2 separate regions of the Homo sapiens genome follow, and region 2 is linked to region 1. Evidence: read pairs that join two places in POLR2A ChIA-PET (ENCODE). Cell type or tissue: CD4-positive, alpha-beta T cell. All regions are shown on one strand. Each heading gives the region's core, and the rest is flanking DNA. Links, peaks and the distances in the headings are about the cores only.

Region 1 (6,004 bases), core at 1,186-5,185:
TCTTGGTTAAAAATGTCATCCAAGAATATTAAAAATAAATTCCAATTTTCTGTGGAAAAAGGCTTGAGTTCTACCTTGTTCCTCCTCAGACCCCTTAACTCTGGTATTTTTACTCCCCGCAAAATAACCTTTTCAAAGGGCATCTGCAAACAGCTGCGTGGCCTTTCTGTGGGGAGGATGCTTTTATGCTCCGTGGGGACTCACCATTAGCACTTGACCTGGCTGTGCTCGCATGGGAAGAGACATGCTGCATGCATTGCTGCAGATTTAAGACAGGCGCCTGGGAAGACTGAATGCCATGGGCAAGCTGCAGAGCAACTTTCTGATCAAGGAACACTGGCTTGTTCCCGAGTTCCCAAGACTCCAAGCCTCCCGGAGACCTTTGGCCAAGGGTAGGGTCACAACTCACCAAGGCGGCTCTTTTTTTTTTTTTTTTCCAAGGGAAAAAGTCTTTCTATAATACCCAGGCTGGTCTGGAACTCTTAAGCTCAAGTGATCCTCCCACCTCAGCCTCCCAAGTGGCTGGGACTACAGGTGCACACCACTGCAGCTGTGCCTGGCTTTCTTCCTAACCTTTTATCATTAATGTGAATCAGAAAGAGACCTTCATGGGTTAACTTGGATACTTTGGCCAAGAACCAAGAAGAGAAAAGCTGACTTTTAAAAACATATAATGTGTATAAATTTATTCAGGTCTACATCTATCTGAGCTACTTTCCACCCTCTATTCCAGACACACCCTGTGATCTCAATAGAATGGTGGCAATGGGTTCTTACAAGGTTGAAAGGAACAGGAAGGGATGGAACCTCAAAGCCAGACGGCCCTTTATGAGAAAAGGGGAGGCAAGCAGTCTGGATTCTTGAAAGGAAAGGAACGCTGGGGATGATTCAATCCAGGAGTAGCAAACAGTTTCCATTTCTGGCGTCAACTCCAACTGATTGATTGGGAAGCAGTTTCTTGGGACGCTTGTGTTCAGAGGAACTCTGGGGCTGTTTCTGCACCCAGCTGGAAGCAGTGCTGCATTAGATTCCTAGGGTTGCTATCACAAATTACCATAAATGTGGCAGCTTAACATGACAGAAATTTATTCTCTCACAGTTCTGGAGACCAGAAGCCTGAAATCAAGGCTCTCGCAGAACCATGCCCTCTCCAAGGCTCTAGGGGAGAATGTTTCCTTGCCTTCCCAGCTGCTGATGGCTCCCGGTGTTCCTTGGCTGATGGCAGCATCCTTCCACTCTCTGCCTCTGTTTTCCCTTGGCTTCTTCCCCTTGAGTCTCTCTGTCTTTTCTCTTACAAAGACATTAGTCATTGGATTTAGGGCTCACCCTTAAATCCAGGAAGATTTCATCTTGAGATCCTTAACTAGTTATATCTACGAAGGCTCTATTTCTAAATCAGGTCACATCCTAAGGTTCTGGATGGATATGTATTTTGGGGGGGCATTATTCAACCCAGTGAGAGTGCCATGATGGTTTAGCAAGCTTGACAGGGGTTCAGGGCTGTGCAGGGATAGGGCTCAGGTCTTCTGCCTTCTGATCTGCCATCCTGATGTAGCCCAAGCCCACAGCTTTACAGATGATGGTGGAACTGAGACTCAGACAATAAAAATAAAAGGGTCTTGACCAGTACCATATAACTATGTAATGGCACATGAGTCAAGAATAAAGAAAGATGAAGATAAAGAGGTGGGGTAGGCAGTTGGGATGGGGAAGTGTAGGGGTGGGAGGGGATGAAGATGAATATTACTGCTTTGGTTGTGGAATAACTGAGAAAAGCATCTTTGCATTTAAAACCATTGGCCAAAGAGGATCTAGATGGGACAAGAAAATAATAATCAGCCAACTGGGGAGAAAATGTAGGAGTGTTAGAAGAATTAGTACTGCACTGGGGACCAGTTTTCAGGGGATCATCTGCCCTTTTTCAGCCAAAGGAATGAGAGCTCCTCTCACTGGGCAAAAGCCTTTCCAGGCTGGTCCCTGAAAGCATCGTGCGTACAGATGCCTGCTGGTTGCCATGGTGAATGATGCTGATCTGAAGAAATGAATAATGTGAGCATTAGGGGCGGCAGTGGGATTACTCAGTGTTGAGAGAAACAACACGGAAAGCCCAGAGCAGAGGAGGGAGAAGGCCCCATTCTCTCAGCTTTAATCTACTGCACCTCGGAGGGCAGAGCTCTAACCAGACACGCTGCAAGCATCAGGTAAGACATATAGATGGCTCTTCTTGGAAATGGAAATGGCTTCTTTTCACACTCTGCTTGGAGAAGGGCCGGGCAAATGAATAGTTAAAAATAGGGGAGAATTTAGAAACGGAAACAGAGGAAGAAAAATCAATAAGGGAGACGGACCTGGTCCTAAAAGGTGAGGATGCTATTTGCGTCTTGACAGAAAGCTCTTAAAAATGTCTGCTGAGGTAATTCCATCTGTACAGACAGCTAGTGGCAGATAGGAAGCCAAGAGAACATTTGTGCGTGACAAGAAACAGGATTCCTGATTACTCCTGATGGAAAGGTTTTACACAGGTGGCTGCCTATAATGAATTAAGCTCTTTTCATCGTGGTCGAAAGTGTATTTATAGTGATGTGTGGTGTGGGGAGGATGAGTGTGTAGAGGACACCAAGCTAGGAAACATAAACATTCGGTCTCCTTCATGATGACCTTCCCTGGAAGGGTCTGAGCACATCCGTCTCATCCCTTTCGTTCCCTATTTACTGGGAAGAAATATTCAGCCACATAGAAAGACACTATTCACCTTCCTGAGTATCTTAGTTCACTGTTACCCTTACAGAAGAAAAACAAGGATTAAGAAACTACTCAATGCTGTGCACCTTTCTGCAGCTCCACTCCTGGAGGAAAATGGGCACAAACACAAGAGGATGGGGGAAAGCAGAGGTGAGAGAAAGGCAGGTCATAATAGCCATTGGTTTGGCTTAATATCCAATGCAGGCGAAAATCCAGTTGACAGCTGTTTACTATGTCACTGCAACCCAAAATGAAACCTACGGGGTTTCATGTGAGGGAGGAGAGGCGGAAGACAAAGCAGGGTGAGACTGTTATGTGAATATGCGTAGGCTGACTATGACTGTCTCTGTATTTCTGATCAGGGGCAATCAGTAGAGGGAACTGCATGAGAGAAACTAAAATACTTGAAGATGGCTCTCTCTTATCAAAGCGGGGCCTGGCAATCTAAAGAGGGCTCATTTGATTTGTCTGGAAAAACAGCAACTGGGTCTCAGTCCTGGCACCTCATTTTGCGATAACGTCTGTAACTAAACCCGGCAGCCTTGCATTAGGAAATGTAGTGGTTAGGCGGCACTAAGTCCTTTTTCTACGTATTAGCGGTGTGACATCAGGTTGCTCATCCGTAAAATGGGAATCTAGCTCAGAGGATGTGATGAAGAATAAAGGAAATTAATTACTGCCTGTGAATCATCTAGCATGACAAGTGACATAGCAACCACTTACTGTGAGTGGTTATTACCATGATTAACATTCATAATAACAGCAGAATTAAATAGTGGTAGTTATGCTGATATTAGGGGCTGATTATCTTCACCCATAAAATAAATTTCCTGGTACCGCTGGCTTTGAAAAAACAAACAAACAAAACAAGAGCAGAAGCTTTGGGGTGAGATCAGCTGCCAAAGAGTGACGAAGCGAATTTCCACTCACCATGGGCAACAGAACCAGGAGGCTAAAAAAAGCAGTGGGCAGAATGTTCTAGATCACTGAGCTCACAGTACTTGGAGCAGAAACAGGAGGTCAAGAAGGAAAATTGAGGTGAATCAATTGCCTGAGGGGAGGTCACAGACCTGAGAATAAAGGTGGAGCCTCTGAGGTTCTACTGATTTCTCCTTACCTTTTCTTCTTTTTTCTTAAGGGGATGAGAACAATCCCCTTAAGAAAATCCCCTTTGTTATCTGAAGGATCTCAGCTAGGGTGGGATGTGGCTGGGATTGCATGGGTGCATCTGTTCTTAGGCCTGAACTTTGGCATGGGACAGCCCCAGTTTTAACTTTTGTCCTGCCACTTTTTCGCTATGCCTAAATAACAGAACCTCTCGGCCTCCATTTCTTTGTCTGTAAGATGAGGGCAACATGAGTGCCCGTCTCAAATGTGCAATAAATGGTGGCTATGATTATGATAAATACATACTTAAATCAGGGGATGTCACTCTTCACTTTGATTCTGGTTCCAGAATCGGGATGAACATCGAGGTGGGGAACATTTCTTATACAGGAGCCATCATCTCCTGGTCGTCCTCGGAGCCCTGCCTGGAGGACTATTACCATATTATGTACAGGCCCAACTGGAACAGCATCTTCTCTGGCTATCTTCGCTACAGCTTCCACCACGAGGAGAAGGTGCCTCGAACGATCAGCTCCGTGGTGCTGGAACATCTTGCCCCTTCCACTCTCTACTTCCTGTGCATCAGCTGTAAGAAGGCTGCCTTCCCTTACAGGCACTACTGCACCATGTTCCACACCCTGGATAAGAGTCCGCTGGCTCCTGGAAGCTCCCTGGTAGACCCCCAGATCTCCCTTTGGGTGCTGATGGCCATTCTGCTGGCCTGCTTCACAGCCGTCTTGGCCTTCATCTGCCTCCAGTTCTGGTGTGTCCGTTGCCATGAGCCGCGATGGTCTTACAGGGCTGGCCACATGGAGGAGGCCAATGGGTTGGTGAGATGGCCAGAGGAGGCCCCGGATCTTGGTCAGAGGGAGGAAGACCTGCAGGGGCTCCCCCTGGTGGAAATGCCACGCAAGAACTCCAGAGATGGAGCTGAACTGGATCCCGAAGCCAACCAGGATGCCCCTGATGCGGGTGCCTTACAGAGGGGGGGTGGTGACCCACCCGCTATACTGCCTCATTGTGGGGAATGAGAGTGGGGAGGAGAGCGCCCGCATCATGTAGCCTAAAGCTTTCCACACAGTAGGTCGTTTGTACAAATGTGTCTATAGACTACCCATTTCTCTCCCATCAAACGTCACTGCTATTGTAGGTCACCTGGGTTGGATGAATGCCCCATGACAAAGCTTCTCAAGCTGGAAAATGTATCCCCCAGGGTATGCCAAGGCACAAACGAGGCATCTCAGCAGCAGCGTCCACTCGGAGGACACAGTTAAGAATTGAAAGCATTGTTTTAACATTAAAACAAACATGGATATGTTATAAAGTAGAAAGCAAAAATTTGCATGACAAATAAAACACAGCACTTGAAGGAAACACTTGAGTTACAAGTAGGCTCTCAGAGGTACACTTTTGGGCAAAGGTAGATGTCCAGTTTCCTCTGCCCTTGAGGGGATTATTTGGAAATAATTTGGGATTATTTGGAAATAATTTGTGAGAACCCTTGCTCTGGAGTGTTTTCCAACTTTTAGGCAATCACATACCACCGCTCTCTATTTTTTAAAACCATGGATTATCTTCACTATTATTAATAATACTTTCCTTTAAATTGACTCATTTTTTAAGCGTAAACTTATTTTCAAAGACAGCCTTATATTACTCCATAAGTGAAAAACCAGCACCCTCCTGCTGCAAACAGAAGGGAAGAGACATAAGAATAAACATCATGAAAACAAGATAATATTAAATAATCTGACTTAGCTTCTATTGCCTGCCAGTGATTCTGAGCTTAATGCCTGCTTGCTTGTCTTTGATAAAAAGGGAGATCCAGTGTTGGAGAGGTAATAAAGACATATTAGCACCAATATTTGTCTTTCTCCTTGATATAGCATAAGGTTTGAAAGAGAATCGAAAAGGGAAGTGCTGTTTTTACTTTGCGAGTCAGTGTTAGTTAAATGCCATGTCTGTGAACCACCTCAAATGCTGTCAGTCAGCTTCCCTTGATTTGAGAAAATTGTCTTGACCAGACTAGGCAGGCTGTTCTGGAGAAGACGCCTGTACTCTCCAAGCATCATCCAAGACCTTCCCAGTACCCTCTTATATCTATAGAGCACAAAATCCCAGAATCACAGGACGACACTGCAGTGAATCAACTAAG
Region 2 (5,002 bases), core at 1,003-5,002, 240 kb before region 1:
ACATATAGATTAAAAGGAAAGGGATAGAGAAAAATACACTCTGCTAATACTAATCAAAAGCGATTGTAGTGTAACAGAGCAGACTTCAGAGCAAGGAATGTTATCAGGAATAAAGGGAGACATTATATAATGATGAAGGTGTCAATATTCCAAGAAGACCTAACAGTCCTAAAGTGTATGCACCTAACAGAGAGCATCAAACTATGTGAGGCAAAAGCTGATAGAACAACAAGGAGAAATAGATGAAGGCACCATTATAGTTGGGGACCTCAATATTCCTCTGTTGGTAACAGATAGATAAAGCAGGCAGAGTATCAGTAAGGGCATAGTTGAACCCAATAGTACTTCATTCAACAACAGCAGATTTATACATTCTCAAGATGTCATGGAACATTCACCAAGATAAACCCCATTCTGAGCCATAAAACACACCTTAACAAATTTAAAATAATAGAAGGTATACAAAGGCTGCAGTCAGATTTCAACTGAATGAAATTAGAAATCAATAACAGAAAAATAGGTGGAAAATCCCCAGATACTTGGAGATTTAAAAAAATACTTTCACCAGGCATGGTGGCTCATGCCTGTATAATCCCAGCAATTTGGGAGGCTAAGGCAGATGTATCGTTTGAGGCCAGGAGTTCAAGACCAGCCTGGCCAACATGGTGAAACTCTGTCTCTGCTAAAAATACAAAAAATTAGCTGGGCGTTGTGGCACATGCCTGTAGTCCCAGCTACCCCGGAGGCTGAGGCAAGAGAATCACTTGAACCTGGGAGGCAGAGGTTGCAGTGAGCCAAGATGGAGTTCCTGTACTCCAGCCTGGGCAACAGAGCAAGACTCTTCTCAAAAGAAAAAAAAAAAAAAGAAAATTTCAAAGAATTAACCAGAACAAACAAAATAACCAAAACCACTCTTGGAATTAATATGTAATTATAGCAAGGTTACAAGATACAAGGTTGATATACAAAAGTTAGTCACTTTTCTATATACCATCAATGAACAATTGGAATTTGCATTAAAAACATATGACTTTGGTTTGAATGTTTGTCCCCTCAAAAATTCATGTTGAAACTTAATCCACAATGCGGCAGTAGTGAGAGGAGGGGCCTTTAAGAGGCTTTGCCCTCATGAATGGGTTAATCTATTCATGGATTAATGGATTAATGGGTTATCATGGGAAGGGACTGGTGGCTTATAAGAGGAGAAGGGAACTGGACTAGCATGCTGAGTCCTCTCATCATGTGCTACCCTGTGTCACCTTGGGACTCTGCAGACAGTCCCCACCAGCAAGATAACCTGCACCATATGCTGCTCATCAACTTTGGACTTCTTAGCCTCCACAATTCTAACAAATGCGTTTCTTTATTATCAATTACCCAGTTTTCAGGTATTTTGTTGCAGGCAACAGAAAGCAGACTACGACGCCATTTATATTAGCACCTTCCCCAAAATGAAACACTTAGGTATACATCTAACAAAATATGTACAAGATCTAGATGAGAAAAACTACAAAAACTAAAAAAACTAAATAAATAGAGAACTATTCTATGTTCTGAATGTGAAGACTTATTATTGTCCAGATGCCAATTCTTCCTAACTTGATCTGTAGAATTAACACAATTCCATTAAAAAAAAAATAGCGGGGTGTGGTGGTTCATGCCTATAATCCCAGAACTTCGGGAGGCCAAGGTGGGTGGATCACTTGAGGCCAGGAGTTTGAGATCAGCCTGGCTAACATGGTGAAACCCCATCTCTACTAAAAATACAAAAGAAAAAATAAATTAGCTGGGCATGGTGGTGAGCACCTGTAGTCCCAGTTACTTAGGAAGCTGAAGCATGAGAATTGCTTGAACCCTGGAGGCAGAGGTTGCAGTGAGCTGAGATCATGCCACTGCACTCCAGCCTGGGCGACAGAGTGAAACTGTATTAAAAAAAAAAACAAGTTATTTTTTGGATATCAATAAACTGATTCTAAAGTTTATATGGAGAGGTAAAGACCCAGCATAGCCGACTCCATATTGAAGGAGAACGAAGTTGGAGGACCTGTCAAGCCTTACTATAAAGCTATAGCGGTCAAGACTGTGGTGTTGGAGAAAGAATAGAGAAATAGATCAATGAGGAGTAGTAGAACCCAAAAATAAAACTCATAAAATACAGATCTTTGACAATGAAGCAAAGGCAAATACAATGGAGTAAAGCTAGTCATTTCAACAACAACAACAAAAAAACTAGACACCCATATGTAAAAAAAAAAGAATCTAGACACAGATCTTACCCTCTTTAAGAAATTAACTCACAATGGATCATAGACCTAAATATAAAATGCAAAACTGTGAAACTCTTTGAATACAACATAGGAGAAAACTTGATGATCTTGGGTATGGTGATGACTTTTTAGACACAACATCAAAGGCATGATTCTTGCAAGAAACAATCGATAAGCTGGACTTCATTAAATTAAAAATTTCTGGCTAGGTGTGGTGGCTTCTATCTGTAATCCCATCACTTTGGGAGACCAAGGTGGGTGGATGGCTATAGCTCCCAAGTTTGAGACCAACCTGGGCAACAAGGTGAAACCTGGTTTCTCCAAAAAAAAAAAAAAAAAAAAAAAAATTAGCTGGTCATGGTGGCACGTGCTTGTAGTCCCAGCTACTCAGGAGGCTGAGGTGAGAGGATGGCCTGAGCCCAGAGGCAGAGGTTGCATTGAGCCAAGAGTGCACCATTGCACTCCAGCCTGGGTGATAGAGCCAGATCTTGTCTCAAATAATAATAATAATAAAAATAAATACAAACTTCTGCTGTGTGATGACAATATCAAGAGAATGAGAACATAAGCCATGAATTGGGAGAAAATATTTGCAGAAAACATATCTGATAAACAACATTTATCCAAAAATATCAAGAGCTGTTAAAACTCAACAATAAGAAAATTAGCAACCCAAATGAAAAATAGGCAAAGGACCTGAACAGACACCTTACCAAAGAAGATACACAGATGGAAAGGAAGCATATAAAAAGATGTTCAATATCATATGTTATTAGAGGATTGTTGATTAAAACAGCAAGATACCGCTACATAGCTATTACAATGGCCCAAATCCAAAACACTGACAAGATCAAATGCCGATGAGGATGTGGAGCAATAGGAATCCTCATTCATTGCTGGTGGAAATGCAAAATGGCACAGCCACCTTGAAAGACAGCCTGGCAGTTTATTTTATTTTTTATTTTTATTTTTTTTGAGATGGAGTCTGACTCTGTCACCCAGGCTGGAGTGCAGTGGCTTGATCTCAGCTCACTGCAAGCTCCACCTCCCAGGTTCAAGTGATTCTCCTGCCTCAGCCTCCCAAGTAGCTGGGATTACAGGCATGTGCCACCACCCCTGGCTAATTTTTGTGTTTTTAGTACAGACGGGGTTTCACCATGTTGGCCAGGCTGGTCTCAAACTCCCAACCTCAGGTGATCCACCTACCTAGGCCTCCCAAAGTACTGAGATTACAGACATGAGCCACTGCATCCCACCAAAGTCTGGCAGTTTATTACACAACTAAACATACTCTTATTTTACCATCCAGCAATCAGGCTCCTTGGTATTTACTCAAATGAATTGAAAACTTATGTCCACACAAGAACCTGCACACTAATGTTTATTCATAATCTAGCTTTATTCATAATTGCCAAAAACTTGGAAGCAACCAAAATATCCTTTAATAGGGGAATTAATATATATACTGCAGTATATATAGACAATGGAATAAAGAAGTAAGCTATCAAGCCATGAAAAGACATAGAGGAAACTTAGATGCCAATACTAACTGAAAGAAGCCAGTCTGAAAAGGCTTCATGCTGTGCAATTCCAACTGCATGCATTCTGGAAAAGGCAAAAGTGTGAAGACAGTAAAAAAGATTAGCGATGGTCAAGAATTAGTGGGGAGGAAGGGATGAATAGGCAGAACACAGAGGATTTTTAGGGCAGTGAAACTATTCCATATGTCACTGTAATGGTGGATACATGGCATACATTTATTAAAACCCATAGAATGTGTCAAGAGTGAAGCCTAAGGTAAACTATGAATTTGGGGTGATGATGTGTCAATATAAGTTCATCAATTGTAACAAATCTACAGTGCGAGATATAGATAGTTGGGGGAGAGGTTTTGTTTATGTGTGCCAGAAGATACATGGGAACTCTCTGTACTAGATTCTCAATTTTGCTATGAACCTAAAACTTCTCTAAAAATAAAGTTTATTAATTAAAAAAATGTTTCTATTAGGGTCAAATGGGAGAAAATAGGCATTGGTGCCTCTTTACTGGCTGTTCTTTGAGCTAAGGGGGCATCATTCAGATGTTAAGTGTTTCCAAGGACAGGCCTCCTGAATTCAGCCCAATTTCCAGAGTGACGAGGCAATGAGAAAAACTTATTTGGCCAGGAGTTTGAAGCTGGGATGACCCATGAACCTTGGTATGACAGTCCATGGCCCCCTCAGGCAATATCACCTCTTCAGGCCTCAGTTTGCTCATCTATGGTAATATCAGAGTAGCACTGTTGTTATAGACAGTGACTTTAATGTTACTCACATTGTGGTTTGAATCCAGGCTTCAGCTCCAACCTGGCTACCATATGAATATTTTCTAGTTCCCATTGTACCACTACCTCCAGGCACAGTTGCCTCATCTGTAAAGTAGGAGTATCAGTAGTACCTACCAGAGAGGATAAAATGAGATAATGCACTGGGCACATTGTAAGCTTTGTCCAATCAATAGTAACTATTATTATTCAGTTGAACCATATGACATTACCAATGCTTAACTGTTTCTGACCTACAAAATCAACACTTCCTCATAGTTTAACCTAAGATCTCTTCATGGGACTATTATGGGCATTAAATGAGATGATGTAGGCACTGTGCTTGGAACCAATCAGGGTGCTCCAGATATGATAGTAGTTATTATGCACCACGTTGGTGACAGTACCCAATGCTGACAAATCAAAGGACAAA

The links. Peaks named below come from ENCODE experiments on the same cell type or tissue, not always from the same donor. Only the 100,000 strongest peaks of a DNase experiment are listed, where the experiment ranks them.
Region 2: POLR2A ChIA-PET joins it to region 1 with 5 read pairs; 2 of 35 experiments call an interaction of 5 or more read pairs at or near these places.

The regions. Positions count from the first base shown.
Region 1 is chr5:157,341,738-157,347,741 of GRCh38, reverse strand. The region is part of intron 23 of CYFIP2 (cytoplasmic FMR1 interacting protein 2); the gene reads right to left. FNDC9 (fibronectin type III domain containing 9) reads left to right here and starts at 2,065. Exons shown (of 2, transcript NM_001001343.4): 1 at 2,065-2,201; 2 at 4,199-6,004. The coding sequence starts at 4,206. The coding sequence ends at 4,880. In CD4-positive, alpha-beta T cell, for the core only: a CTCF peak has its summit at 4,737 (motif pointing left); a DNase peak (open chromatin) is centred at 4,751; H3K27ac peaks cover 342 bases.
Region 2 is chr5:157,585,285-157,590,286 of GRCh38, reverse strand. No RefSeq gene overlaps it. Among named protein-coding and RNA genes, the nearest start is that of ADAM19, 12 kb to the right of the region's middle. In CD4-positive, alpha-beta T cell, for the core only: no CTCF peak of the experiment used is centred there; no DNase peak of the experiment used is centred there.